Linked DNA regions of Homo sapiens: regions 1 and 3 are each linked to region 2. Evidence: chromatin loops called from intact Hi-C (ENCODE). Cell type or tissue: dorsolateral prefrontal cortex. All regions are shown on one strand. Region 1 overlaps TBC1D5 (TBC1 domain family member 5). Region 2 has its middle 98 kb from the start of TBC1D5. Region 3 overlaps TBC1D5 (TBC1 domain family member 5).

The links. Peaks named below come from ENCODE experiments on the same cell type or tissue, not always from the same donor. Only the 100,000 strongest peaks of a DNase experiment are listed, where the experiment ranks them.
Region 1: it touches region 2 in a loop (19-fold over the local background); 74 of 110 quality-filtered maps call a loop at or near these places.
Region 3: a loop joins it to region 2, with 9 times the contacts of the local background. A loop is called at or near these places in 74 of 110 quality-filtered maps.

The regions. Positions count from the first base shown.
Region 1 is chr3:17,641,408-17,649,407 of GRCh38, reverse strand. The region is part of intron 1 of TBC1D5 (TBC1 domain family member 5); the gene reads left to right. Among named protein-coding and RNA genes, the nearest start is that of TBC1D5, 97 kb to the left of the region's middle. In dorsolateral prefrontal cortex, CTCF peaks have their summits at 3,941 and 4,143 (motif pointing left); no DNase peak of the experiment used is centred here; H3K27ac peaks cover 1,741 bases.
Region 2 is chr3:17,836,445-17,844,444 of GRCh38, reverse strand. No RefSeq gene overlaps it. Among named protein-coding and RNA genes, the nearest start is that of TBC1D5, 98 kb to the right of the region's middle. In dorsolateral prefrontal cortex, CTCF peaks have their summits at 2,822 and 3,022 (motif pointing right); DNase peaks (open chromatin) are centred at 3,034 and 4,118; H3K27ac peaks cover 1,239 bases.
Region 3 is chr3:17,255,318-17,263,317 of GRCh38, reverse strand. It overlaps TBC1D5 (TBC1 domain family member 5), which reads left to right. Exons shown (of 23, transcript NM_001349074.2): 16 at 4,727-4,812. Among named protein-coding and RNA genes, the nearest start is that of PLCL2-AS1, 200 kb to the right of the region's middle. In dorsolateral prefrontal cortex, CTCF peaks have their summits at 4,085 and 4,287 (motif pointing left); no DNase peak of the experiment used is centred here; H3K27ac peaks cover 657 bases.

The DNA.
Region 1 (8,000 bases), 200 kb after region 2:
TGTACATATTTTTTCATCACCCAGGTATTAAGCCCAGTACCCAATAATTACCTTTTCTGCTCGTCTCCCTCATCTCAGCCTCCACCCTCAAGTAGACGCCAGTGTGTGTTATTTCCTTCTTTGTGTTCATAAGTTATCATTTAGCCCCACTTATAAGAACATGGGGTATTTGGTTTTCTGTTGTGCGTTAATTTGCTAAGGATAATAGCCTCCACCTCCATCCATGTTCCCACAAAAGACATGATCTCATTCTTTTTTTATGGCTGCATAGTATTCCATTGTGTATATGTACCATATTTTCTTTATCCAATCTGTCACTGATGGGCATTTAGGTTGATTCCATGTGTTTCCTATTGTGAATAGTGCTGCAGTGAACATTCATGTGTCTGTGTCTTTGTGGTAGAATGATTTATATTCCTCTGGGTATATACCCAGTAATGGGATTGCTGGATTGAATGGTAGTTCTGCTTTTGCCTCTGTGAGGAATCACGATATTGCTTTCCATGATGGTTGAACTAATGTACATTCCCACCAACAGTGTATAAGTGTTCCATTTTCTCTGGAAACTTGCCAGCATTTGTTATGTTTCGACTTTCTAATACTAGCCATTTGACTGGTGTGAGGTGGTGTCTCATTGTGGTTTTGATCTGCATTTCTCTAATGATCAGTGATACTGAGCTTTTTTCATACGCTTGTTGGCCGCATGTATGTCTTCTTTTGAGAAGTGTCTGTTTGTGTTTTTTGGCGACTTTTCAGTGGTGTTGTTTGTTTCTCTCTTGTAAATTTGTTTAAGTTCCTTATAGATGCTGGATGGTAGACCTTTGTCAGATGCATAGTTTGCAAAAATTTTCTTCCATTCTGTACGTTGTCTATTTACTCTGTTAATAGTTTCTTTTGCTGTGCAGAAGCTTTTAAGTTTAATAAGATCCCACTTGTCAATTTTTGCTTTTGTTACAGTTGCTTTTGGTGTCTTTGTCATGAAATCTTTGCCTGTGCCTATGTCCTGAATGGTACTGCCTAGGTTGTCTTTTAAGATTTTTATAGTTTGGGGTTTTACATTTTAAGTCTTTAATCCACCTTGAGTTGATTTTTGTGTATGGAGTAAGGAAGGGGTCCAGTTTCAATCATCTATATATGGCTAGTCATCCCAGCACCATTTATTGAATAGAGAGTCTTTTACCCATTGCTTGTTTTTATCTGCTGTTTTGAAGATCAGATGGTCATAGATGTGCGGCCCTATTTCTTGGCTCTCTATTCTGTTCCATTGGTCTGCGTGCCTGTTTTTGTACCCGTACCATGCTGTTTTGGTTACTGTTGCCTTGTATAGTTTGATGTTGGGTAATGAGATGCTTCCAGCATTGTTCTTTTTGCCTAGGATTGCCTTGGCTATTCGGTGTCTTTTTTAGTTTCATACGAATTTTAAAATATTTTCTTCTATTTCTGTGAAGAATGTTGTTGGTAGTGTGATAGAAATAGCATTGAATCTGTATATTCTACTCCATTTCAAGACACCATTGTCACCTGGACTTTGCAGAATCCTCTTAGCTATCTCCCTTTGGACTAGCTTCCTTACTCCACAGATTTGTTCTTTACCTAGGATCAAAGTCATTCTTTTGTAATGATTATCAGATCAGGCTACTAAGAAGTTCAACTGTTGTCCTTATTTTGCTCATTATTTTTTAAAAGTTTACGATGGGCTTAAGACAGTATATCATTCGACTCCCCTAAAACCTCATCTGCACTAATTCTGCTCCTTCCCCCTACTGCAGTCACAGTGGCTCAGTGACAGTCTTTCAGTACTGCAAGTCTGCTCCACATCAGGGTCTTTGCACTTGCTCTTCCCTTTGTCTGGAAAACCCTTCCCTCAGTTATCCACAGAAATTTTTCCCCCACTATCTTTAAGTCTTTTCTTAAGTGTCACCTTGTCAGGGAGGTGTTCTCTGAGCACCTTATATAAAATCATAACCTTGCTCCTTTCCCTACGCCAACTTCCCTTATTCCCTGTAGCTTGCTTTACTTTTCTCTGAAGCACTTAATAATTTCTGAGTTTGTGTATATTTATTTTTGTTTGTTTATCAGCTGTTTAACCACTGTCTTTAGAATGTAAGCTTGTAAGCTTCATGAGGGTAGGAACTTTGCTTTGTTTTCTGTGGTTTATCTAGCTTCTGGAACTATACTTGGCACATGATGGATACTCACTGTGTTTATGTGTTAAATGAATGAATGATTAAATAAGGGGAAGAGAGTTACAAGCAGATGTGAAAAGCATTGGTGTGTTTCAGAACCTGAAAATATTTGCCTGTTTATTTGACGTGGGAGCAGTGAGTGATGGTCTCTTTTTTTCTCTTTAGTTTTGGAGTCCAGAACATGTAAAGTTTTTTCACCCATTATAAACAATTTGGACAAAATACTGCATGTTCTACTTAAAATTGGGAGCTAAGCAGTGGGTATGTATGCATGGACATAAAGATGGAAATAAGGGACACTGGGGACTCAAAAAGTGGGAGGGGTTGGAACAGGGGAGGGTTGAGAAATTACCTGTTGGATACAGTGTTCACTATTTGGGTGATGGGTGCACTAGAAGCCCAAACCTGCACATTTACCCATGAATCTAAAATTTAAAAAAAAATCAGACTTTATCCTGAGAGACCATGGATACTACCAACTGTAATCCACTGAAAGTGTGGTCAGATTAGCATTTTAGAAACAGTCCGCTTGCTAAGGGTGAATGAACAAGAGAGAAGCAAGGACATGGGGATTATTTCGTGAACATTAGTCCAGGGGCATGATGGTGATTGCCTGAACCAGATTATTGATGTAAAAATGGAAAGATCGACAGATTAAAGAGATATATAGTATTTAGGGAGCAGGCCTCAGTAATTGAAAGAGGAGCAAGAATGATGCATAGGAATCTGCCATGACAAAATCGGTGGATGGGATGCTATTCAGAGATAAGTAGCGGGCTTGATGATGGTAGAAAATTGAGTCCAAATTCAGTTTATGGTGCTGTTTAGTTTTTTAGGGATGCCATAACAAAGAACCAAAAACTGAGTGGCTAAAAACAAAAGAAATTTATTGTTTCAGTTCTAGAGACTAGAAGTCCAGAAATCAAAGTGTAGGCTAAAGGTTCTAGGGGAGAATCCTTTCTGATTTTTCCAGCTACTGTTGTTTGCTGGCAGTCCTTGGCTTGTGGATGTATTATATTACTTCAGTCACATGGCCATCTTCTTTCTGTGTGTCTCCACCTAATCTTCCCTCTGAGTGTCTGTCTGCATCCAAATTTACCCTTCTTATAAAGACATCAGTCATATTGGGTTTGGGCCCATCCTCATCACTTCAGTTTAATTTGATTACCTCTGTAAAGACCCTATTTCTGAATAAGGTCCCATTCTCTGTGTGACACTAGGGATTAGAACATTGATACATCTTTCATTGATAGATGACAGAATTTTAAGGAGAAACGAATAGGATTTGATGCTTTGAATCAGTATAGAGTAGGAGATCGGGAAGGGGAAAGAGAGACATGAGTTGTCATGTTTTCCTGAGAGAATGCTGGTGCTACTAGAGAAATAGAAAAGTAGGGGGGAAGGGGAAAGAGCTTTGTGACAAGGTGAGGGTGGTGGGAAATAAGTTTCATTGTAAGCATGCTGAATTTGGAGTTGTAGTTGGTAGTAGAATTGGTTCATGGTCTAGTCAGAATTCAAGAAAGAGATTTGTACCTAGATTATAGCTTTTATGAGAATGTTTAGGTTCTGTGAGGGAGAGGATACAAAGAGGAAACCTAAGCCTAGAAAGGAAACTAAAGAGAGAGTGTTACTTTGTTGAAATGGATGCTTTCATCCATTGTAGAAAAACAGTTTCATGCACCCATCTATTCCTTTACTCTAAATGTCAATTCTAGTAATGTCTGGATAGTGGATTTAGTTGCCGAAGTGGTCGCTGCATGAACAGAAGTAGAGTTACCAGTTCCTGACAGCTGCGAGTCAGCCTCTGGGCATCTTGCTAAATTTTCAAGTATAATTATACAGTAGACTTCCTTTAACAAATTCCGTGTTCCCAGCTATAATTATAACTGCTTTTCTTGCCTATAGCCTGTTCTTTGTCTTACTACTCTCCTCTGTATCTCCCCCTGCTGGTTAGACTTTTCCTCTGGTCATTTGGGATCTGAGAAAATAGGAAGCTGTTTTTCCTAAGCATTGCATAACCAATTTCTTTCTTCTCACTCTACTCCAATAGACATTTCAGTAATAAGCAATGTTTTAAAGCATAGGCTAGCAGTATTCTATATTATATTTATATTTATCTTCAGAGAATATGCAGATACAAATTAGGTACCTTGTAAGCTTTCTAAGCAACTGTCAGAAAATGACTACCACAACTTCCCCAGTGACCCCGTTTAATAGTTAAGACTCTTAAATAAAATCTTGCTCATGGCCATGCTTTAGACCAAGAGTGTTTTGTTTTGTTTTGTTTTGTTTTGAATAAATTAAAATTTTCACCCAAAAATGAAGTCATCATAAATCCTGCAACCATAATCTTGCACTAGTTTCCAGGACTAATCATGACAGTAATTTGTAAGATCAGAATTATGAGTGGGATTTCCTGTTTTCTCGTGTATTTTTGTCTCCCAAATATCCATTATGAAAATAAATCACTTTTAAAAATGACTTGATGTCCTTTACAAAAATATTGTAGTTTTCGGATGATAAAGTTTAGGAATATATTTCCACATCACTTAGATTAGATTCTGAGTCATTTTAATATCTTTCTTAAGAAGTAATTAAAATGTGTAGTTTTTTGAATGTGCAGAAGGAAACTTCAACTTTTGTAGCCTGCAGTGGAAGTAGTCTAGAAGAAATTATGGATTGTTGTCAGTACTTACTCATTAATATTTGTTATGTGCCAGGCACTGTGCTAGTTGCTAGTTTACTGTGATTTTAGTTTGAAGAATGATATTAGATTAAGTAGGTTTTACTTATAATAGTTGAAATATACTTGGGAATAAATAGTGTATCAAGATTGCCTATTAAAATAATTCCGTGTATTCTGGGTGACGTTAAGTGCTATGAAGTAGGACTTCTCTTACATAGTAATTGGTTGACATTCTTTGACCTCAGTGTAAGACTGAAGTATTTAATCAACAAACACAGAGGATAAAGTTTTGATAAATAAACCACTTTCTTTAAACCTTTAGAAATAAACTTGAAGTCTTTTGGCATTAGATTGATGGGCTTTCCTTTTGTGAAAGAGTAAGTGAATAATTTAAGCTTATAATTCATGTTTGCAGGTCCTCATCCTGTCATAGGAATAATAGTCTTGAAAATTGGAGCTCTGGAATTCACCATTCTGAGAGATATCTCCTTACTGGTATAATTTTATGCTTATGTGGCAAGGTTTCAGGTTGAGGAATGAGATCAGATTTGCAGGGGCAGAATATTTGCTATCCTCGTTGTTTTGGTTCCTGAGGAATGCTTACCCCTTAGCCTCAAATGTGCTGTGGTATTAGCTACTTTAAAATAGATTGCTCAAGACTCTTTATTTGGAAAACCTTAAATATGCATCGTGATGCATTACTTGCAATAAAAAATGAGGCTACAATTATATAAAACAAAACAGTACAGCTGCTGACAGATGTCATTAGCGACTTACTCAAACACAGATCCTTCCAAAAGGAACTGCTAGACATCGGATTCAGGGAGTTAAGGTCATTATGACTGAATATGAAATACTGTTGTCCACTACATTTATTGTTGGCTTTTTGCATTTAACTTTTTGATAATTTTTTGGAGACCTTGACATTTGATACAGTTTAAAAACCATTCTTTTAAATTACAATTAATAAATGTATAAAGAATGAGGAAAATAGAAAATCACCATGAGGCAAACACCACCGTAATAATTGTTGCAGGCAAGACTCATTAATGGATAGCAAAAGTAAGGGTGAACATTTAAGGAGAAATAGAATATTTGTATAGGTCTAAAAAGTATATTCATGAGATGTTTAATAATTACAAAGAGAAAAATAGTAACTTTATGGAGGAGACAGCTGATAGACACTAAGTGATGAAGGTTAGCATCAACAGTAATAAGATATATTAACATCTGATATAATACGATACACCAAAGAGGGCACATCACTTATATGATATTCTTGCCAAAAATATATAAGCTCAGTTTCATCATGAGAAGACGTTAGACAAACTCAAAATTGAGACACATTCTACAAAATAACGGACTAGCACTCTTAAAAAATATTACAGTCATGAAAGAGAAGGAATTCCCACAGATTGGGGGAGGCTAAGGACACATGACAACTAAAGGTAATGTGGAATCCTGGATAGGATTCTGGAATCAAAAAAAGTCATTAGTGGCGTAACTGACGAAATTTGAGTAAGACCCACAGTTTAGTTAATAGTTTGAACCAATGTTAATTTTATGATTTTAATAACTGTAATATAGCTATGTATGGTGTTTTCATTAGAAAAACCTAATTGAAGGTTATGTGGGAATTCGGTGCTATTTGGGCAACCTTTCTATAAGTATAAAATTATTTCAAAATAAAAAGTTAAAAAGTCCCTTTTGGAAATTTGATGTAGTACGTTCTTACTTACCCTGTGAGACTGTGAAAGTGCTCTTCTATTATAATGAAATGTCTTAGTTTTAGTAATGAAATGTCTTGGGTTTTATCTTGGGCAGAGTTCCAGGATAGACTCAGCACTTGTTGCTGACCACAATTTGTTGTCTCATTTCTCCTAATCATCCTTTGATAACAATTGTAGAGATACCTGAGTTGTGTAATTTCTAAAGAGATGTTAATTGGCCTCCACTGTAGTTAGTTGACGAGTATGTGGAAGAATTTGAAGATTAGAAATATGGTAGATGACCTTCAAATCAAAAGTGAGTGAATAGTAGGTATCGGGGGTATTTGGATTCTAGTTCTGACGGATACTGACTCTGGGATCTTGAGCAAATCAATTTGTCTTTCTCAATCTCCTTTTTCATCTATAAAATATCGATGATAGGAATAACTCTACCTTATATGGTTTGTAAAGATCACATCAACTAAACATGATAATATATATGGTTATATATAGAGAGCACGTTGCCTAACTGCAGATTGCTTCCACTTCAGTCCACTGTGAATGGTGCCTCCTGGAGGTGTGCCAAGTACTGTGCCCAGAACACAATGGTCACCCTCAGTTAATTGACTCTGATTAAATGAGAAAATACCTTTGGAAGGATGTTGTGAGTTGAAATACTAGAAAAATAAAAGTATAAAAAATTTTAAATGTTATAAGATTATTAACCAAATTGATGTAGTTTTATAGGATTTTCATAGCATAAACCCAAAACCTATACAAACTAACCAATTTAGGTCTTACTCAATAATTAATAGTACCTGTTTTTGAATCAATAAAAGAGCAATACTATCTAATACTGTTTGTAAGCAACAGATTGGGGGCTATTTTAAAACATTGCATTTTATTCTTTTTTGTGTAGGGGAAAAAAGTCATTAGTCTGCATTTATAATCAGGACTAGCTTCCTGTAAAATTATTTAACTTTTTATTTATAGAATTTGAAATTTACAATTCTAAATACAGCAATAGTAAGGCACTGCATTTTTGCAGGAAACAAAAAGCACAATTAACATAAAGTTAGAACCAGCCACAAATAAAATATTCCAGCAAACTGTGTAAGAAAAAAAATGCTCTGGGAAGCAAATGCCGAGAAATGTTACATAGGTGGCCTTATTACATTGGAAAGAAAAGAATGTAGAAGATTAGTAGCAGTAGTAGTAGGAGGAGGAATAGGAGGAGGAAGGTGCGTAGCAAATGATAGTGAATAAGCTCTAAGTGTTAGTTACTTTTCTAAGCACTTTATGCAAATCATATTAATCATATTATTTAATCCTCCCAATACCTTATGAGTTAGGTCCCCACTTTATATATGACATAGCTGAGGCTCAGAGAGGTTAAGTAATTTTTTTTCCCAAAATCTT
Region 2 (8,000 bases):
TGCCCACTGGCTCCCAAGTTCCTCTTCTATTTCTCAATCTAATGGTGTTAGGTCATTTTTGCATTGCTATTAAGAAATACCTAAAGGCCGGGCATGGTGGCTCACACCTGTAATCCCAGCATTTTGGGAGGCCGAGGCGGGCAGATCACCTGAGGTTGGGAGTTCAAGACCAGCCTGGCCAATGTGGTGAAACCCTATCTCTGCTACAAATACAAAAGTAGCTGGGCGTGGTGGCGCATGTCTGTAATTCCATCTACTTTGGAGGCTGAGGCAGCAGAATGGCGTGAACTTGGGAGGCGGAGCTTGCAGTGAGCTGAGATTGCGCTGCTGCACTCCAGCCTGGGCAACAGAGCAAGGATCCATCTCAAAAAAAAAAAAAAAAAGAAAGAAAGAAAGAAAAAGAAAAACCTAAAGACTGGGTAATTTATAAAGAAAAGAAATAATAGAATTGGTTCATGATTCTGCAGGCTATGCAAGCATGACACCAACATCTGCTTCTGGTGAGGACCTCAAGAAGCTTCCACTCATGGCAGAAGGCAAAGAGGGAGCAGGTACATCACATGACAAGAGCAAGAGCAAGAGAGAGAGAAGGGAGCAGTCCCAGATTCTTAAACAACCAGATCTCACATGAACTAACTGACCAAAAACTCATTTATCACCAAGGGAATGGTGCTTAACCATTCATGAGGGATCTGCTCCTATGATCCTATCATCTCCCACCAGACCCCACCTCCAACACTGGGAATCACATTTCAACATAAGATTTGGAGGGGAAAACATCCAAACCATATCAAACTCAATGTACTTTTGCTACAGTACTTATCTTACCACTCCCCTCCAGCCAAACAGGTATACCCACTGTCCCTCAGTCATAGCTAGTTGATGCACCTTTCCATGGCTTTGCTCACGATGTTTCTACCTGGAATATTCTCCCCTGTCACTCCACCTATCAGAATTCTCCCCAGTTGTTATGACCTAACAAGTCCTGTCTCCTTCCTAAAATTTATGATTCAGTGTCCTGGGTATAGCGGTCCTGGGTATAGCTGATAGCTTTGTTTGATTACTCTGGGCCCAAATGTCCTCTTCCTCCTACTGATCCTTTTTTTTTTTTTTTTTTTTTTTTTGAGACGGAGTCTTGCTCTATGACCCAGGCTGGAGTGCAGTGGCTCGATCTCAGCTCACTGCAACCTCTGCCTCCCGGGTTCAAGCAAATCTCCTGCCTCAGCCTCCGGAGTAGCTGGGACTACTGGTGCCTGCCACCATGCCCTGCTAATTTTTGTCTTTTTTTTTTTTTTTAGCAGAGACGTGATTTCACCATGTTGGCCAGGCTGGTCTTGAACTCCTGACCTCACATGAGCCACCCATCTCAGCCTCCCAAAGTGCTAGGATTACAGGCATGAGCCACCGTGCCCGGCCCCTACTGATTCTTTAACCACCCCCCTACTCCTCAAATCTCTGATATGACACTTACCATAAACTATCATATATCATCTCACATCATAGTTTGCAGTACTAATTTTAAAAATAATGTCATCAATATATGCATATTGAGAGAAGGAATAAAGCAAGTTTAGAGTGAAGGTCCACACTGAGATGTCTAGTTTGGGGAGAGTAGAATCTACCATAAATCTTGACCATAGTCATTGTATATTCTAGAGCTGTCCTACTAACCTTTCCAGGGTTCCATTTCTTATTATCCTGTCTTCAGTGACTCATCATTATTAGCGCAATGAAAGTACTACAATGTACATTATAAGCATGGAATTCTTAGGCTTCTCAGACACTATTTCTTAGCTTAATGTAGAATGTAGTGGAAAGAGAGCTCCTTTTGAAGTTTAAAAATAGGGAGGGGTAGGGGAGATTCTAATCCCACCATGCTTCTCTGAGACACAAGAGAAAGATGTAAGAATGGCCATGAATACAGGTATGTGTGTGGGTGTACAGTTGTGGCACATGGTAAAGTTGCTGATGGCCTACATATTCTCTGTGATATATATACACTACACAAGGAGTCATATAAGAATGAAATAAGAGCTCAAGAAAAGGGGGAATATTTTTGATAAATTGAATTGGTAAGTAATTAGAGAAATATTCAAAGGCTGAAGTTTCGATCACATACTAACAGACAACAAAAATTAATAATTACTGATCTCCTAAGTACCTTAGATTATGTTATTCTATCTAATCATCACAACAACACATTTTACAAAAGAGAAGATGAAGGCCCAGGGAGGTTAAGTAATTTGCCAAAAGTCACACAACCAGATTACAACTCCGCCCTGGATGATTCCAAATCCGATGCAACCCCATCTTTGGGGCATTCAACCTGGGAGATATGGCCTTGCTCATGTTTAGGAGACATTATACTACTTTGAATTGTTATCATTGGATGTAAGGCAGCCTATGTCACTCTCCCTAAAATGATTCTATGATCTTTTAGCAGCTATGCCAATCCAATCTGTGCTGGTAGGAAAATCATCCTTCTATACATCTCCAAATGAAATGAAGTGCAGATTAGCCAAACCACCAAGAAAATTTAATTGTAAAGGGAGGTATGGGTGGTAGGATTTGATGGAATCATTCCATACCAGGTGTTCTAATGTCACATTCTTCATTATCTTGAAGAAAAAGCCTTCAAATAGATTCCTTTTTTCTTACAGGTTGCCTTCAGACCCTGAAAGAGATTTTCAGGAGAAATTTCAGTATTCTATATCAAAAAAAAAAAAAAAAAAACATGTTTTCTGGAAATGCAAGAGAATATAAGGAACAGCTTCATCTCAAAATTTGCAAAGCTTGCCTCAAAGCCATCTCAAGGTAACTGCTTAATTGGTGCTCTTCTTGGGCTTTCTAGAACATCCATTAAAAGAATGTCCAATGATAGTGTCTAACTCATGTATATATTGACAGTAGCCAAGCCCACCTCTCTGACAAAGCTGAGGGTCCAAAGTCAGGATAATGCTGAAACTGCACCAATCAAGGACTGGGAAGCGTGGGCTGGGGAACCGTGAGTGCGGTCTGTGGACAGACGGGGGCAGCAGAGAGCTGTTGGAGAGGTGCGCATCAGGCAGCTTCCTAGGGGGCGAGTGTTTCTGGTCAACTTGGAGACATTGACAGAAAGACCCAGCTCCAGCGTCAGTAACACAGCTGAGGGATTAGCCCTGCTGAGCTGTCTGTCTGGAATCCACAAACAGAACCTACCATTTTCCACACCGTGGTCAGAAACTTTTATAAACCTGCTCCCCGATATGTCATTCCCCTGCTAAAAAGGCTAATCAATGGCTCCCCATTGCTTGAAACACTTTTTCAAGCTTTGATGCGCATCAGCATTACTTGGAGGGCTTGGTAAAACACAGCTCATTGGGCTCACTCCCGGAGTTTCTGATAGATTAGGTCTTGGGTGGTCCTGAGACTTTGCACTTCTGACATTCCTGGGTGTTGGTGATGCTGCCAGTTCCCACTGGTCCAGAAACCACACCTGGCAATCCACTAGCTTAGGTCATATTTAAGCTGCCCACTCTCGTCCTCTCCAGCTTCTCTTCTAGGCACTCACTCCCACGGGCATCCCCCACTCCCTCACACCCTCTGCTCCACCTGTGAACTTCCTTCAGCCCCGCAAGGGAGTTGTGTTTCCCTGCGCCTCTCGGCCTATTCACATGTGCTCTCTCTGCTGATACACTCTTCCTCCATCTCTTCATCTGGCCAATGATTACTTATCTTTAGGTCCCAAGTAAGAAGCCTCCCTCCTCTGAACTCTCATCATGCCCTGTACCTCTCACCTCACACTGTGTTGTAAATGACCCTTGTGTGTCTGTGTCCCAGCTAGTATCAGCCTGGGGAGCAGGGGCTGACACACATCTATACCTTTGGAAATTCAGTCGCTAGGCTCATCTGGATTCTTGACTGTGCACAATAACCATGTTACATTTCTCTGCTTGCCTCCCTCTTCCGCTCTCAAAGACTATTTCAAACCATCTTCATTTTCCTCAAATCTCTAACCTTCACGCCTACTCTATCACACTCAACAGATGGCCTTGCCTACTCCTTCACAGAGAAAATAGAAGCCACCAGACAGAAACCTCTCAACTTCCCGCACCAAACCTACAAACCCACCAGCATCTGCACCCACCCCATCCCCCTGACCTCCTGTTACAATAGAGGAGCTGCCTGTACTTTCTATGGCTGTCTGAAGCCAAACCCTCCAGCTCTGCTATGGTTTCCTCCTCCTGCTTCCTCAAAAACTCCCACCATCAACACACCCTCTTCACGGTAGCTTCTACTTCTTTCTCTTCCCTGATTTTCTCCATCATTTTTAAAACATGTGCAACTCTCTCTTCTATAAATAACCACCCCCCTTAGGCCCTATGTCACCCTGTAACTATCCTCTTTTTTCTACTTTGCTACTGCACAGCCAAATATGTTTAACCTCATGATTTCCATTTTCTTATTTCCTACTCTCTCCACAAGCCACTTTTCCTCAAAAACTATTCTCACAAGGGTCAACAAACACCCTTCTATAGCCAAGTCAAATAGACACCTTTCAGTTCCCATTCTGTTTGACGTAGTTGACCCCCTCCTACATCTGGACGCTCCCTCTTTCCTTACCTTCTGTGACATCCCAGCCTCGTCCATCTGGCCATTCTTCCTTTAAGGCCTGGTCCTCCTAGGACTTATAAATGCTGGTGGTTTGTGGGGCTCAATCCTAGACCTTCTTGTCTAAAGTCAGCCTGGATAACTGTATCCATTTCCTTCAGTTCAGTTACTATACGCTTACCAAGCAATCCCTTTATTGGAGAGGTCTGTCTCTTGCTCTCTGCTGTCCATGTTTACATGACCAACCGCCCAATCTATGTATTTTCTTTGACATCCCACAGGTCCCTCATACTCCACTGAACTTAAGATCTTCCCCCAAAACTGCTGCTTCTAGTTGCTCTTTATTGAAGCAAATTGCCTCAGAGGATACATCCTTGACACTTCCCTCTGTCTCCTGCCCCATATCTCACCAAGTCCCAATACTTTAGTTTCACCAGCCTCTCTCCATGTCTTCCCATACCATAACCCAAGCCACCATTCCATCTCTCCCAGACTGCGGCTACAACCACCGGCCTCCTTGCAGCATCTCTGGCACCCTCCAATCCATTCCTCCCTCCTTATGCTAGAGGAATCTTTCCTTAAAAAACAACTCACTTCCCATTCTTGCTTAAACCCCTCAGTGGCTGTCCAATACCCCTGGGATAAAGTTCAGTCTTGTCTTGCCCCCTCACCCACACTGGTCTTCTTTCAGCACCTTCAAAGCACCAAGCCCTCAGCCATCAGGGTATTTACACATGCTCTTCTCTCTCCTATAACGTTTGCCCTCACCTTCTTGTTTGGCAACCCTCACCCATCCTTCAGGGCTCAGCTTCAGATTTTCTGGGGGAAATTTCACTGACCCTCTGACGCTCATCACAATTGTGGCTAATTAATTACTTGAAAATTTGTTTTATGTCTTTCTCCCCCTCTAAGCATCATACAGGCAAAGAGCAGATCTTCACCTGAGCCCCAGAAGTCAGGGCTGCAGTGAGCCACGATCATGCCACTTCACTCCAGCCTGGGCAACAGAGTGAGACCCTGTCTCAAAAAAAAAAAGATTGGATCTTTCTCCTCATTCTCCACTCTCTGTCATATCTCCACTACGTTTCACAATGCCTGGCTTGTAGGTAGCTGATGACGAATCTTTGTTGAAAAAATGAAGAACAATTGAAAGAAAAAAGATACCATAATTTGAGATTTGACATTTCTTAGACTGGTTAATAACATCATAACTAATATTTCTCTAATGCTTTCTATTTGTCTTGCACTGTCTCAAGTGTATTACATTATCACAAAAATCCTGTGAGGTATGATATTATTATTATCCCCATTCTACAGTAGAGGAAACTGAGGCACAGAGAGTTTACAAATTTTGCCCAAGACACAGACAGAGATAGTAAGTAATAAACTGGGATATAAGTCAAAATAGTTTGATCTACCTACTGTGTCCTTAAACACTGTGATATACTATCTCCAAGATCTCTTTAGTATGTGCAAGGAAGACAGCTGTAGGTGTTGGGCTGTGTGTATTATTAAGGTTGCTGTTACAGAGAAAAGAAGACCAAAAAAAAAAAAAAAAAACCCAAACCTCAACACATTAATGGTTCTCAAAATTTAATGTGCATCACAATCACCTACAGAGATTATTAAAGCTCACATTATGGGACCCCACCACCAGACTCAGTAGCTGCGAGGGGTGAAGCCCAATAATTTTTATTTCTAACAGGCTACCCAATGATGCTGATGCTGTCAGTCCAGAGACCACACTTTGAGGAGCACTGCAATAAATAGATAAAGGATTTCCACAAGTTTTTTCAATCTTTAAAAATACAAAATACACTTCCCCTGAAATCTGCCCTTCTATAATAATTAAATAGAAAGGAGAAAGCGCTCAAGAGAAAATTTTAAAATGCAAACAAAATTGAATAGGGTTAAAGTGATGTTTCAGGTTCCTCATCCACTGGACTCTCCTCTTTTTATCCTTCAGCCCTCTTTACCCACATGCTGTGGTATGCACCTCCTTTTGAAGAGATAAAAGTATTTGCCTCTCACAGGTGTGTTACCTAGCTTATCTTGGTTAATGCTCACGACAAGTCTGTAAGATCGCTATTATTATGCCCATGTTAGAGATGAAAAAACTGGGACTCCAAGAAAAAAGTTAAATCACTAACCTCCTAACATCCAAAAGATAGAAAGTGGCTGAGCTGCGGCTCAAATTTAAGTTGATGTGACTCCAAATTCCTTATCTTTTCCATTAATTGACACTGCCCTTCATATTCTCATCTACCTTTTTAGTTCTGCTAAACATGCAAATAACAAAAAGCAATTTCTCCCACACTCATATAGAAAATGTCAACTGAAAAACACAGATCTAAATTCATCTCTCCCAAACAATATGCTTTTAATGTCTCTTTTTTTGTTTACTTTTCCTTGGAAGCTGATTGTTATTCATTTCAAATGTAGAGTGAAAAAAACCTCAAGATCTTAAAGAATTATTAGAACCTCTCTAAGAAGCAGATAGCACCCCAAAACAACCACGGCATGGTTCGTCTTTCTCCAACCACCTGACGGTACTGAATTTTATCGCCTTCCTGGCATGGCTGAAGAAGCTTTTAAAATTCCACTGCAATGTTGTGAGGCCATACATCCCCCAGGATTAATCACAAATATTTTATAAAGATGAAGTTTCGTTATATCTTTGTTCTTTGTATCTTGGCTTTTGTTAGCGCATTTTAATTACGATCTGGTATCTGCAATAAACAGTAAACATAAAGAGCTTTGCAAAAATGTATTAGACTGTTTGTTTTCACACTCTAATGCATATTTGCACAATTTTACCATGAAAAAAGGAAAACATGCTAAGCTCTTGGGCTCTATCCCAAATGTCCTGGAATAGAATCCGGAAATTACTAAAAATGCAACCAAACCTCATCATATTCCAGCAATTAACCTAAGAAACAAGGGTCCATTCTCTGTATGAAAAAAACATTTTTGAGGGGAGAAATCTGTGGCGGAGAATGCTTCTCGATAATGCACGTATCGCATTCTCCAAACCTGTTTTGAAATTTGGACTATTTCCCTTTCAGGCTAAAAAAGCTTAATAAACAAATTAAGTTGGGTAATGTTTTATTTTTCTCTTTCAGAGTGTTAAGAGAGCCTCTTCTACTAAAAGAAGACAAGAAGGACTGCTAAGCATAAAACAAGGAATAAAATAATCACATGTGGTCTCATTTTTAAAAGTACCCGGGGATTAATAATCTTACTGCTAAATAGTTGTATAGTAGAATGAATTATTATTACAACAGTAGAATCTCGGAGAATGCTGATGACAAAGAACAGTTTGGGGGGTTTTATTTGAACATATCCTAATCAAAAAGTGGCAAAAACTTTAAAAATCTCCAAATGTGGCTCTTGTGTACAATTATTATTGA
Region 3 (8,000 bases), 580 kb after region 2:
CTTAGCTCACTGCAACTTCCTCCTCCCAGACTCAAGCTGTTCTACCTCAGCCTCAGCCTCCCAAGTAGCTGGGACTACAGGCATGTGCCACCATACTCGGCTGTCTTACCTTTTAAGAGATAGGATCTCGCAGTCACCGAGATTGGAATGCAGTGGCATGATCATAGTTCACTGCAGCCTCAAACTGCATTCAAGTGATCCTCCTGCCTCAGCAGCATGTACCACCATGCCCAGCTAATTTTTTTTATTTTTTGTTGAGACTGTGGTCTTGCTATTTTGCCCAGTCTGGTCTCAAACTCCTGGCCTCAAGCGATCCTCCTACCTCAGCCTCCCAAAGTTCTGGGATTACAGGCATGAACCACTGCACCCAGCCTACATCTTTATGTATAGTTATATAAACTTCCCAGGACATGGAACATAATTGGTATTCCTCTGCACACAGACTAATATCAGTTAAGATATGATTACCATTTTGCTATCTTTCTTCGAAAGGAAAATTCACCAAAACAAACGCATTTAAAAAAAAAATACATTGTCGGCCGGGTGTGGTGGCTCACGCCTGTAATCCCAGCACTTTGGGAGGCCGAGATGGGTGGATCATGAGGTCAGGAGATTGAGACCATCCTGGCTATCATGGTGAAACCTCATCTCTACTAAAAATACAAAAAATTAGCTGGGCGTAGTGGCGGGCGCTTGTAGTCCCAGCTACTCGGGAGGCTGAGGCAGGAGAGTGGCGTGAACCTGGGAGGTGGAGCTTGCAGTGAGCCGAGATCGCGCCACTGCACTCCAACCTGGGCGACAGAGCAAGACCCTGTCTCAAAAAAAAAAAAAAAAAAAAACATTGTTTTGGAAATGCTCATGATAGTTGAAGTCCCGACTGTGTCAAAATGAGTTTAAAATACAGTCATGTACTGCATAATGACATTTGGGTCAACAACAGACCACACATATGATAGTGGTCCCATAAGATTATAATACCATGTTTTTACTGTACCTTTTCTGTTTTAATATGTTTAAGTACACAAATACCACTGTGTTGTACCTGTCTACTGTATTCAATACAGTAACATGCTGTACAGGTTTGTAGCCTGGGGTCAATGAGCTGTATCATATAACCTAGGTGTGTAATAAGCTATACCATCTAGATTTTTGTAAAATATATTCTGTGATGCTCACACAATGATGAAATCACCTAATGACACATTTCTCAGGACGTATCCCCATCATTAAGCAACACATGACTGTAATTGCCAATTGTTCCAATACAGATGAAGACATAATGTTAAAGTGTTGACATAACATGTTCTGCCCAATGAGAAATCACAGTTTTCATGGGGTCTGATTTTTCTTACATATAGAGTTTTACATATATAGAATTCTAGTAGCTCTTATATTTTAGAGGAGATTCCAGAACTTTAAAGGTTAGAAATCATTATATTTTTATAAAGTTTTATTTGAAAAAAAAAAAAAAACTCCTTTAAGAAAAGCAAATATTAGCCAAGCGTGGTGTCTCACACATGTAATAACAGCACTTTGGAAGGCTGAGGTGGGTGGTTCACTTGATTCCAGGAGTTCAAGACCAGCCTGGGCAGCATGGCAAAACCCCATCTGTACAAAACAATAAAAGAATTATCTAGGCATGTTGGTGCATGCGTGTAGTCCCAACTACCAGGAGGCTGAGGTGGGAGGATCACTTGAGCCTGGGATGTCAAGGCTGCAATGAGGCAGAGGTGGGAGGATCACTTGAGCCTGGGATGTCAAGGGTTCAATGAGCCAAGATAGCAGTACTACACTCCAGCCTGGGCGACAGAATGAGACCCTGTCTCCCCCCCCACCCCACCCCACCCCCCAAAAAAGGAGCAAGTATCTCTTCTAAAATATTTCGATTGCATAAAGTGAGAATTCCGCTCATTTAATCTTGTCCCCCTAGGAAAACCATTGATATCATTTTGGTACGTCCCAGTTATCTATCCATTGACCTTTATGTGTACATTTATATATGTATTTTTAACAATGATTTGAACCTGTTACCTAGTTTCAATTTGGTTTTGTTTTGGTTGTTGTTTGTGTGAGATGGTATTCCAAAATTCCTTAACTTTTTAAAACCTTATTTAATAGAGATAAAATTAACTTAATTGAAAGAGAAGAATTATAGGTAAATTGGAAGAACTGTACTTACTGAATCTTAATGTATAAAAATATTGGTATCCTTTTTATTGTTCATGTCTAGATGTTGATTTTTATAGCCATGTAGTGGTGTACGGGTGTTTCAGATGTTTCATTTTATGCTGTCCAGTACAGTAGCCACTTGCCACATGTGGCTGTTTAGCACTTGAAGTGTGGCTAGTCCAAATTGAGATGTGCCATAAGTATAAAATACACACTGGATTTCAAAGACTTTGTACAAAAGGAACAATGTGAAGTATCTCATTAATAACTGTATATGTTGATTACATGTTAAAATCATAATATTTTAGATATACTGAATTAAATAAAATATCACATTTAGTTTCACTTGTTTCCTTTTTATTTTCTTTTTTAAATGTGGCTACTAGAAAATTTTAAATTATAGGTGAAATTTATATTTGTGACCCACTGTTGGACAGTGCTGGTCTAGATCCATCTATATGTCTGTATATTTATGTTTTAGAAACATCACTGTCTTCCCAACAGAAAAGAATAACTTTCAACCATAACCTCTGATTTTATTTTCTTCACATTTCAAATGCTGTTTTTCAACATCATCTTTTGATTCTTTTTTTTGTTTCCAGTACAGTGGTACTTTAAACTACCTCTCCCTTTGATACCAGTAAGTCTCTTAGGAATTTAAATAGGCCTCAGTGAAAGCAATACTTGAGCCTCATTTATATGTTCAAGTTAGATCATTATTCCTAATAATGGCTTTAAGTGCTTAGATAGATCAGCACTCTGTGTCTTGAATTGCTTGTCATTTCTTTATAAAGATGTTTCAAGTAATTGCTCCATGTGATCCCTTCTTTCATTATTTTATGGCAAAAAGTAACATAATCCTTTAGTAGTTTGTTGGAAGTCAGAGAAAAGGGGTCTTTTTTTATTAGCAGAAACAAAATGTATTTCCAGGTACTGAGAATAAAGGGCAAAATTAGTCATGAGCGATAGTCCTGCGAAAGTTAATTTTTAAAATACATCATGAATGCACTGTCAATCTGCCAGTGGCCTTAACCTCTATTTTATTTTCCCATTATACTTGGGTCCAGGTTGTCATCAGCTACCATGAGAAAACCTATGTAATTCCTAGAGAGAGAAAAGTTGCACTGTTAGACTTAATAGTATGGTCGTCATGGAAGCATCAGTTATCTTCATCAAGGCAATTCAGATTTGATTATTGTAGAACTGTGTTGAATACCAAACCAGTGGAGTAGTAGCTGGAGCTAAATCAAGGGATTGTCATTTTTGTCAGATGATTAGGGCTGGCTTGGAAGAGATATGAAAGGGTTGAGCTGTATAAATATTCTCCTTTCAGCAGAAAAAGAAAAGGTCCATCATGGCCATTAAATGCGGCTTGTTCGCTTGATGAATTTCAAACTGTTTAACCTTAGCAATTATATCCCCCCGCAACCCCCCCCGTGCCTGCATGCAAGTGTATCAGTGCCTTGGAATTATGTCTCCAAGGATTGATTTCTGCGCATATTGGTAATTTTCTATTAAGATAATATGCAGCTTTTCCGTGTCCAGATATGTATCTCAAAGGAAGTGCATGCCTTGGTTCAAAAACCTAATTATTAACTTGAATTATCTGCCCAGGTAAACATTAGAACACATTTATTTATAAGGTTTTAAAAACTTTTTATGGTAAATATATGTAATTTAACATTTTAGAGATTATGGTATTCATTTAAATTATGCTGTAAACATGATTGGTTTTTGTAAAGCAGAAGTATATTTGTTTAATTTTTACTCGCCTGTGAGGGATTTGAACATTTAAATAATAGATATGTTTAAATAATAGCAACACATATAAACAGACACCGTGGACCTAATGATTCAAGGACATTTCTGCAATGTTTATAAATAATGTTGCATTCTAGAAAGGGCAGTGTTTTTGCTACTTTTGTGAAAATGTGCATTGGTCAATTTGCTTTTGTATAGTAATGGTTATCCTGGTAATATTTCTACTACCTGGCATATTTTGACCATTTATTAAACTCATAAATAAGGATAGATGACATAGAAATTGCTAACTTTAAAAGAATTGCTGAATTCTGAAAATAACTCATTTTGGAACAAGAAAGTCTCAGTGTGCCATCTAGTGGACACATTTAGCATTCTGGTCATAAAAAACTAATGACTTTCTCTTCCCCCGAAATGCAGTTACCTTGACACCTTATGTCTCTCCATCCCTTGGCATAGTTTGTGGTTGTGTTACATCTCATATAGTTTTTAGATGTTATTATAATTTTATTCATCATATTTTAGGAAAGTTATATTTGAAAATTTTATTTTGAAGTCATCAGAAATCTAATGATGAATAAATATTAACTATGAGAGAGGAAAAAATAAATAATTTTTGTGTTTAATCAGAAGTAAGGAATAATTTAATAAAAGCAAAACCCAATCACACTAATTATTAAACTTTATATTATACATATTCTTTTCTGAAGGGATATTAAAATGATCATTGCTGTCCTCTTATATGTTAATGGATTAAATCATTTAACTAGCTTTTTAAAAATGTATTTTTTTTTAGAGAAATCCAAGACCAGTGACTTATCAATTCCATCCAAATTTAGATTATTACAAAGCACGAGGAGCAGACCTCATGAATAAAAGCCGGTAAGTCCCCTTTTTCTGATGATAGTTATAAATCACAAAGGTAGTCTCAGAGATCATCAGGAAATTTTACATATTGCTGAAAACAATTTTCCAGATTTTAGCATATGTACATAAGGAATCTTTGTTAAATAAATTACCCAAGTTATTTTAAAGGCATAAAAAATGCTATATATTGATGTCAATGGTAAGACGAAAAATAAATATAAGAGTACTTGTTACAATTTGAAGTTAGGCAACTTCATTTTTCTAACATGAATAAACTTGCATAAATTGTGCCTACTTGTATAATCTCTTTCTAGATTTTTGCTGTTGATTGAAAAGAGACAGTTTTATAATATATTTTTAAATTATTTCAGTAACAAAATTAAAAATGTGTTTCCCAACTGTCTTTAGAACTACACAATAAGCTTATAAATGCATCTTGTGTGTACATTTGTGATTGCATACATAGAAATTTTAAGGGTCACTGTAGGAATAAAAAACATTAAAATCCTACTTTTTAAAGAAGTTAACATTGGCAGAAAGGGTTGATGAATGGTTTTGTTCTTTCATAATATCATATTGAGATGTCTCAAGAGTTAACTTGTCAAACCAGAATCATTTCAAATTAGAATGTAATTTCAAAGTTTACTCTGGAAGACTAAAATGTTAGTAATGATAAATGCTGCCAAGTTGTCCGAATTTTCTTCCTCAAGCATTTTGCCTATGTGTTAGCTTTTCTTCAGTAGAATTCCAAGAGCCTAAATATACATTTATGGAATACATATACACAATGTGTTCTGCTGTTACTGGAGAGTTAAAAATAAGTTATAATTCCTGCTGCATAGGAACTCATAGTCTAAGGGATGAGAAGAAGTTTACAACAAAATGGCTAAATTTAAACTTGAAATTTGAACCTTGTCTTAGTGTAATGTTGTTATAAAACTCCCCATCTCTGATTGAAATCTGTTTGCTCCATATATTGATGTACCATGCAATTATGAGACCAGTTCTGTAGCTCATGAGACTTATCTGAAGCTCTTTTCTGTTTGTTCATTTCATCTGAGTCTTGTTACACAAATAAAAATTTATTTGCTATAGTCACTTGATCATTCAACAGAGTTTTAATGACTGCCAGATTGATTATTTTAAACACAGGAGATGCCCAGTAAAAACCCAGACCAAAATCCCTGCCTTCAGTAGTCTTACACCCTAGTCACTTATATTTCTTCCCATTATGTCAGATATTTAGTTTTGTTATGTTTAAAAGAACAAAGTATGTTAGTCTTTTTCTTTATACAAGACCTTTTTAGCTGGAATCCTTTGTCTTCCCCTCCCTCCCAACCCCCACAAGATTATTTTTTACACAACAGCCAACTAAATGTCAATTTATAACAGGTTATATCATACCTCCATGTAAACATCTCCAAAGGCTTCCTATTGCCACTGGCTATCCAGTCTTCTTCCTGAAGCCCTTTCCTATCTCTTTGACCTTATCTCCTTCCACTCTCTCCTTCTCTTCATTCTCATGCTACAGCCACATCAGCCTTCTCTGTTATTTGCCCTTGCTTAGGGCCTGTGCACCTAACTCCTCCCTCCTGCTAGAGCACTTCTGCCACCCCCATCTTCCCATGCCTCTTCATGATTTAAAGCTCAGCCTAAATGTCATCTCAGAGAGGCCACTCTTAACCTCCTGCCTGTCTTCACCTCCCCTATTCACTCTATCCCATCATCATGAACTGAAGTTATATAATTCATTTGTGTATTTATAATCTGTCTCCCCAACGTCTCCACTAAAATCTAAGCCCCTGAGGGCAGGCTTTTGTCTTATTCACCACTTCATGGCACCTAGGACAATGATGACTGGTATAGGGAAGGCACTCAACACATATTTGTTATATGAATTTTTTGAAATATTTTCAACACCTTTTTCTCCACCACAGGAAATGTATTGTACCCATTATTTTCTCCCCTTCATGATTTTCTTCTCTTTAGCCTTCTCTCCCTGCATTTTTCTTCCACAAAATGTTGGTTTTGTTATATATATATAACACATTGAGTTTATATATATATAACACAATGAGTTTATATATATATTATATATATAACACAATGAGTTTATATATATATTATATATATATAAACACATTGAGATTCTTGTGCAAAGTATCTTGAAGATTGGAAGGAACACTTTTTGTCGTCTTTTGCAATTGCAAAGCTTAACATTGAAATTCAACTAAATAAAATGTAGTAATTGAAGCAGAAGACGTCACAACTCAGTAAGCAAGGAAATAGTTAATAGACGGTGCTGGGAAAATTGGCAAATCTTTGAAAAAGTATCAACCACACACAAAAGTAAATTCCAAAGTGCACTGAAACAAGCAAACATAAAAATAAAAATGCAAGTGCCTATCTGACCAATAATCTGACCAATAGTTACTTGAAGACTTTTTAATCTTATTTCAAATTTTTTTTGTTGTTTTTATTTTTTGAGACCGAGTCTCGCTTTGTCGCCCAGGCTGGAGTGCAGTGGCGCAATCTCGGCTTACTGCAAGCTCCGCCTCCCGGGTTCCCGCCATTCTCCTGCCTCAGCCTCCCAAGTAGCTGGGACTACAGGCGCACGCTGCCACGCCTGGCTAATTTTTTGTATTTTTAGTAGACGGGGTTTCACCGTGTTAGCCAAGATGGTCTCAATCTCCTGACCTCGTGATCTGCCCACCTCAGCCTCCCGAAGTGCTGGGATTGCAGGCGTGAGCCACTGCGCCCGGCCTAAATCTTATTTTAAAATTTTTAATTGACAAATAATAATAGTGTGAAGATGTTTTAACCTTTAATGGAGAAAATCACAAAGGAACAACTAATGGATTTTACTATACAACACATATTTTAAAGTAGATATGTAAAAAATAAACTGAATCAAAAGACAAACCAAAAATTAGGAAAATATTTGTAGTGGATGTAACTGGCAAAATATAATATCATTAATGTATGAAGAATTTAGGCAGTTCAGTAAGAAACACAGGATCTGGCCGGGTGCGGTGGCTCACACCTGTAATCCCAGCACTTTGGGAGGCCCAGGAGGGCAGATCACGAAGTCAGGAGATCGAGACCATCCTGGCCAACGTGGTGAAACCCTGTCTCTATTAAAAATACAAAAAATTAGACGGGAGTGGTGGCACTAGCCTGTAGTCCCAGCTACTCGGGAGGCT